Linked DNA regions of Homo sapiens: region 1 is linked to region 2. Evidence: chromatin contacts called from ENCODE Hi-C or POLR2A ChIA-PET data. All regions are on one chromosome and are shown on one strand. Each heading gives the region's core, a stretch centred on a gene start or an enhancer-like site at or near the end of the contact. The rest is flanking DNA. Distances are from core to core; before and after follow the strand shown.

The links. Hi-C counts contacts between places; a loop is a spot of excess contacts on that map. ChIA-PET counts read pairs that join two places held with the same protein, here RNA polymerase II (POLR2A).
Region 1: a loop to region 2 is called in a map of heart right ventricle, with 2.0 times the contacts of the local background. The contact joins two enhancer-like sites. A Hi-C loop is called at or near these places in 1 of 168 maps with a recorded cell type or tissue (heart right ventricle). POLR2A ChIA-PET finds 5 or more read pairs at or near these places in 1 of 52 experiments (WTC11).

Annotation. Positions count from the first base shown.
Region 1 is chr20:10,091,998-10,095,663 of GRCh38, forward strand. The region is part of intron 3 of SNAP25-AS1 (SNAP25 antisense RNA 1); the gene reads right to left. Among named protein-coding and RNA genes, the nearest start is that of ANKEF1, 59 kb to the left of the region's middle. Within about 2 kb of position 1,299, at least 4 of the 41 ENCODE cell types and tissues checked have a DNase peak (open chromatin) inside an H3K27ac peak, as active enhancers do.
Region 2 is chr20:10,129,992-10,133,334 of GRCh38, forward strand. All of the region lies in intron 2 of SNAP25-AS1 (SNAP25 antisense RNA 1), which reads right to left. Among named protein-coding and RNA genes, the nearest start is that of SNAP25, 87 kb to the right of the region's middle. Within about 2 kb of position 2,085, at least 3 of the 41 ENCODE cell types and tissues checked have a DNase peak (open chromatin) inside an H3K27ac peak, as active enhancers do.

The DNA of each region.
Region 1 (3,666 bases), core at 49-2,548, 39 kb before region 2:
CTTCCATATTCAAGATTCTAAGCCTGGGCTAAAATCTAGAGCCTTGTTACTCAAAGTGGTCCCTGAACCTGCAACATCAGCCGTGTTTGGGAGCTTTTTAGAAATGTAAATTTCTGCTCTCCTGCTGCCACTCCCCCCAACCCCTTTCTATTGGATTACACTCTCCAAGAATGGAGGCTGCACCCAGGATTTCTCAGCTGTTATGTGCATTCAAATCACTGGGAATCTTGTTAAATGGAGATTCTGGCACAGGAGTTCTAAAGAGGTAGTGCTAAGCTTTTGCTTCTTCGGGCAGCTCCCAGATGATGCCGATGATGTGAGCCACACTTGGAATAACACAGCTTTAGATCAGTAAGTCTCAAACTTGAACCTGTATTCAAATCACCTGAAGAGCTCGTTAATACACAAATTGCTGGGCCCTACTCTCACACTCTCTTACAATAGCTGTGCACCTTCACCTTTACTTTCACCCCAAGAATAAAACAGTTTCTTGCACACAGAAATAGGTTATCCATGAATAAGTTGGTTAATTAATTATCTACCTTTGCTAATAGAGCTGGTTACCTCTTTCTCATGTGAACATGAGTACCTGCTGAGAGAGTGCTTCAGAGGGTCTGGAGTGGAGCCTGAAAATTTGCATTTCTAACAAGTTCTGGGCCCAGCATGGTGGCTCATGCCTGTAATCCCAGTGCTTTGGTAAGCCGAGGCAGGAGTATCACTCGAGGCCAGGAGTTTGAGACCAGCCTGGGCAATATAGTGAGACCCCATCTCTACAAAAACTTTTTAAAAATTAGCCAGGCATTGTGGTGTGAGCCTGTTGTCCCATCTACATGGGAGGAAGATCCCTTCAGCTGAGAAGTTCGAGGCTGCAGTGAGCTGTGATCTAACAAGTTCCTAGGTGATGTTGCGATGCTGCAGGTTTAGGGACCCCACTTTGAGAACCAGTGTTCTAGCCTATCAGAACTTCCTCTAATTAGACAACTAACTCCATGCTTTCTGGCATTTCATTTTTATAAAGCCCTATTCGGTCCTTGAATTCTAGCATTTTAGAGCTGAAAGGGACTTCAGAGGCTACCTTGTCTCAATTAAAGAAATGCAGGTCAAGGGTCCCACTCAAGGCCATACAATTAGCCAAGAGGCAAAGTCAGGATTAAGCATCCTGACTCACTCTATTTCTATGCTGTTTACTCTGCATCCTGCTGGCTCCAAAGCTCAATAAATTCCCTGGCATCCAGCAACTGCAGTATTTTTGGTGAGCTCTCCATCCCAGGCCAGCTTTGAGGTGCTAGAATCCCTGTCAGACACATATGTCATCCGCACAATCATGGAAACGCAGTGGCCTCCTACCTAACAGCTCTGTGAAAGAGGGCTTTGGAAAAAAACAGCAGCTGTGCTGGCCACTGTAGCAGAGAGAAAATGCAGCAGCTAGCAAGCAAACCCAGACAAGGTGAGTCAGCATAGAGGCCCTGGGGCTAAGGAATATACCAGGATACTGCCAACAACTGGCACCCAGATTCTCCTGAGCAAATCTGAGAAGGTCAATCAACTTCTCTGTGCCTGAAAAGATGCTTTTCTTTAGAGAAAACAATACTCTTATTCAAGGGAATGAACACACAAGAGGATATCAAAAATGTGCTTGGGGTGGGAGTTGTATCAGTCCTGCTGCATGACAAATCACCCAAAACTTAGTTGCTTTAAACGACAACCATATTCTTGCTCACAAGTCTCTGAGAAAAAGGAGAAATGCTTAAGATCCCTTGAAGCCTAGACTTGGAACTGGCATATCATCACTTCCTCCATACTCTACTGGCCAAAGCAAGACCCAAGGTGAGCCCACTTCTTAATGAAAGGAACTGTAACTTTACAGTATAAGGATGTAGAGAGGCGGAAGGTTTGTGGCCATTTTTGCAATCTACGACAGAGAGGTCTTCTTAGTTTAGGAAAGTCTGAGACAAAGATTCCAAAGCAAATGGTTTACTTGGAAAGGAAAGGAAATACCGGTAGGGGAGAGAAAAATGGAGACACAGAGAAGCAGCAGCCAGTAAAGGGTGCAAAGCCAAGTCGGCTGGCGCTCTGGGCAGCTGGAGTATAATTCCACTGGAGAACTCTGGAAGCTGGTGCAGGACACAGGCCTCATCATCATCCTACCTAAAGGAGGACGCCAGGATGTTTATACATCAATCCATGATATGGTTTGGATCTGGGTCCCTGCCCAAAACTCACATTGAATTGCAATCCCCGATGATGGAGATGGATCCTGGATCCTGGTGGGATGTGATGGGATCACAGTGGTGGATTCCTCATGAATGGCTTAGCATCCCCGTGGTGCTGCTCCCATGATAATGAGTGAGTTCTAATGAGATCTAGTTGTTTAAAAGTATATAGCACCTCCCTCACTCCAACTTTCTCTTGCTCCTACTCCTGCCGTGTGAGACATCTTATACCTCCTTCCTCTTCCACCGTGATTGGAAACTTCCTGAGGTGTCCTCAGAAGCAGAAGCCATTATGCTTGCTGTACAGCCCGCAGAACTGTGAATCCATTAAACCTCTTTTCTTTACAAATTACCCAGTCTCAGATATTTCTCAATGCACGAACACACTAATACAATCCGTATCAGTCATTTACTGAGGCTGCTCTCAGAGCACAGAAATTCCCTGTAATTTCAGCCCTCCACTCTGGGCAATGTGGCTTAAGAGGTCAGAGCAAGACCTTGACAAAAAAATAAAAAAAGAAAAGCAGATGCAGCTAGCTTAGCTGGACCGTTGTGCCCTGCAGCGGTTAGACAAAGAGGATAAAAGGGAAGGAGGATATGAGTAGGGCACCACCTACAACATATCCTTCACTGTGATGGTGATTAAAAAGAAAAAAAAAAACTCAAGTTTCAGATTTATGTTATTTTAGTCAAAACATCTTTTTTTCTTTTTTTAAGACTGTTTACTGTATTTTGGATGATGCCTCAGTTCTCTTGCTGGCAGAGGTTGGAACACTAGATGGCATTGTATTAAGTTGTCCTATAGCTCAGGAAAAAAAAAAATGCAAAGGGATGTTCCTAGTTGTCTTTGGAATTTAACAATTATCAGCATGAGTTGAGAGCAAACAACTGTCCCAGCCAAAGTGATGATGGGTCGCTTCAGCTCTACCAAGGCCACCACTCCATCTTGATCTCACACCTTGGCAGCAACATCACAAACCATGGGGGCCAAAGCACAAAGGGAGCAGGCTAAGATAGGAGGCATTTTCTAAAAACTAGGATTCGCAAAACCCATGGGAGGAGAAGCAGTAAGGAGAACGAAGCCTTCTGCCTCAAGAAAGGTCTTTGAGAGGCACAGAAAAATGGACTGCAAGAAAAAAGCAGCAAACTTATAGTAAAGATTTATTCTTACTTTAGTAATAGTAAAGATTTATTCTTTGCTGTAAGTTAGGTGTCTTGGTGTTGCCTGAAAAGAGATACTGCCTTTCTCCCTTGAATGTAAATGAGAGAGAACTCTTGATGTCTTTTACCAACTTAGAGAAAGCCCATACCCAGCCTTCACAAAATGCCATGAGAAAAAGAGGGGTCAGGTGTGGTGGCTCACGCCTGTAATCGCAGCACTTTGGGAGGCCAAAGCGGGCAGATCACCTGAGGAGATCAGGAGTTCAAGACCAGGCTGGCCAACATGGTGAAA
Region 2 (3,343 bases), core at 835-3,334:
TCTGTTATGTGATCTAGAAAAAGTACCTGGGAAGCCAGCAGGGAGCCAATCAGGGAAGTTGACTGATGGGGCCAACATGGGCTTCCGTTTTTATGAAAGATGTGGAAGAGAAAGAGAGAAGGGCCCAGAAGTGTGAGATTTGGGGGTAAAATTAGAACTAGGTTTTTTTTGTAGCTTTAAATTTTTTCTTTATTGAGGTATAACAAAAATACAGTAAATTGGCTGGGTGCAGTGGCTCACGCCTGTAATCCCAACACTTTGGAAGGCCAAGGTGAGAGGATCACTTGAGCCCAGGAGTTCAAGGCGAACCTGGGCAATGTAGGGAGACCCTGTCTCTACAAAAAATTTTAAAATTAGCTGGACATGCATACGCCTGTGGACCCAGCTACTCAGGAGGCTGAGGTGGGAGGATCCCTTGAGCCCAGGAGTTCGAGGCTGCAGTGAGCTGTGATCATGCCACTGCACTCTAACCTGGACAACAGAGTGAGACCCTGTCTCAAAAAAGCAAAACTAAAAAAAGCAAAACAAATGCAAACGCAGAACAGTACATTGCACAGATCTTAAGAGTCAAGCCTGGTGAATTGGTGGTGTAAGCTCCCAGATCAACACGAAAGGCTTTGTAGCACCCGGAAGTCTCCCTTGTGCCCGTTCTTGGTCAACTCTTCTTCTTCAGAGGCAACCCCTCTTCTAACTTCTACCACTGCAAACTAGTTTTGCCTGTTTTTGAACTTCATATAAATGAAATCATGCAGTATGTGCCCTCAACTCTGTTTTTTTTTTCTGCTCATCATTTTGCCTATAGAATTCTTACATGGAGGTGCATGTTATAGTAAGATGTTCTTTTTTATCATTCTGTAATATTCCATTTTATGAATATACTACAATTTATTCTGGTCTACTGTTATTAGACATTTTGACTTTATGAATAGGGCTGTTATGAACATTCTTGTACATGTCTTTTGGTGCACACATGTTCTCTTTCTCTTGCTAAACCTGTGGCTTTTAATCAATCCCTCCTTTGTTCATCAACTGGTTTGAGTAATGACCCGACACCCTTGGTCCCCCTTTCCCAGGCTCAGTAAGAATCTGCCCCTGAATTCAAAGCCCACTCTAGGAGGGAGGGCAAGAGGAGGAAAAGGGAGAGAAAGAAGAAGGTAGCTCCAGTGACTACAGAAATGATATCAGTTCTTCCTAACTTCACGTTTTGTCTCTAGTGGCTATCTGAAGTGCCTAAAATGACATTCATTGGAAGTAAAGACGTGAAGATTCCTTTAGAGATACAAATATGCCTTTTAGAAGGGTAAATACATAAAAGAATTTAAATGTTACCTTTGCTGGTCCTTCACAATGTTCAGATTATCCTTTATTTATTAGCTCCCCCACTACCCAGAGTGGCCTCCCCACTACTTGCATCCATTACCTAGGAGTTTGTAAGAAATGCAGAATCTCGGGCCCCACCCCAGACCTGGAATCAGGATCTGCATTTTTAAAAGATCCCCAAGTAATTCCCGGGCATGTTAAAGTTTGTGAAGCCGTGTATTATCCCACTGATACTTTATACAAAACTCTATAAACAGAGAGAGGAGGAATAATTGTTCTCATTTTACAGATAGGGAAATATGACGCGGAAAGGTGAATTTGATGTGCCAAGGGCACCTTGCTGGTTCTCTGCCAGGGGAAGGTCTCTAGGTGGAGGCTCTGTTGATTTTCTGAACACAGATATTTCCATTATTTCACACTGATACCCACTGGCACTCCTAACGCTTTATCAGGCCAACCAGCCTGCCTCTCTCTAGAGAGCAGTGTCCTAAGGGCATGCACTGTGTAACTTTGTTTGAAAGTTGGCATGAGGAGCCACCAAGGACATAAATGTTGCAGTGTGGTAAGTGGGAGTAAAAGGGGCAGGGTAGAGGAAGGGAAAAGGAATGAGGAACCCCAGCCACCACGTGAAATGGCCCAGAGGGGCTTGGGAAAGAGGAATGAAGGGGCTCCAGAGACGCATTTCAAGTTCCTGGCCTTGCTGTCTGCTCCTCCCTTGCCTGCAGACAGGAGGTCTGTGCTGTGACGCAGTCTGTTAGAGCCTGTTGGCAGCCAGCCTGGAGTTGGCCTGCACCCCCACTGCAGAGCTCTCAGCTACGCAGGGAGAGTGGAGGCTGCCCAGTGCACCTTTGCTGGGTACTGCAGAGCATCCATGCCACCTGCACCAGAGGGAACACAGCTCTGCAGTAATGCCAGTTAGACTGCAGTAACCCGAGATGGGTGTAGCTCATACTGCAGTAACCCGAGATGGGTGTAGCTCCATGCCCTTGCACACCTGCAGGGTCCGAGGACCCTGGGTTTTTACCATCTGTTTCTGCACCCCCCTCCAGGAAGCAGCTCCAGGTTGCAGAGTTGCTCTGCCTACCCTGAAGATGTCTGGAGGCTCCCCATTGACCCTGAGCCCCACGACGGTCCCACAGCCAGGAAGACGGGCTCAGCACGGCTCATGGTTCAGATCAGTGAAACTAGATTCCATGGCCTCCTTTCAAATCCAGCTGGAGGAGGCTGAAAAATACCCCCAGGGCTCTGCCTGCCTGTGTACCGGTATGGGAAGACTCCAAGAAAATGTACAGCCTCCCCCACACCACCCCCACAGGCGCCAGACATCAAAGGTATAGTTAGCAGTGGCCTTCCAAAGCCAGTGTCTGATTTGTTTCCTAACCTAAAAGGATGGCTCTAATGGCAGAGGTTTTGGGACAGGCAAAGGGAAGGGAGTACCACTGGCTGGTGAGGGAGCTGTTCGGGGCAGGTAAAGAAGCTTGTGGGGAGGTAAAGCTACAATGTGTAGTGAGCTGTCCCCATGGAGTGTGAGCCCGATCAACCCCCTCAGTCTAAAGAATAGGACACCTGCCTCTGCCTTGTGCAGCCTCCCCGGTGCTCCCAGCTGCCCAGTTTGCCTCCATAAATGTTACTTTTCTGCCGTCCATATTAAATGTTACCCTTCCCCAGTGTTCATAGAGAGAGGAGACAGATGCCTTTCTCTATGAACCGCTGCAGACTGTATTCAGTCAGGGCCTAGTTGTGTGGCAAGGGCACTGAATCCAACCTCCCAGCAGACAAAGCCATGCAAGAAGGAGGGTCAAGTTTCCAGGCCCAGGTTAAAAATCGTTGTGAGTGTCAGGTGTATGTTGGCAGGTGATCAGAGGCGGGGAAAGGAGGTGGAGGTCCCTGAAAAGCATCAGCCAAAACCACTGCTTAGGGATTAACAGCTTTTCAAGCAGCCTGGGATGTCCTTCTCATAAGGTTTGCCAGAATGGATGCTACTCACCTTCTTCCCTACTCCCTGCTGTGTATACCTGTACAC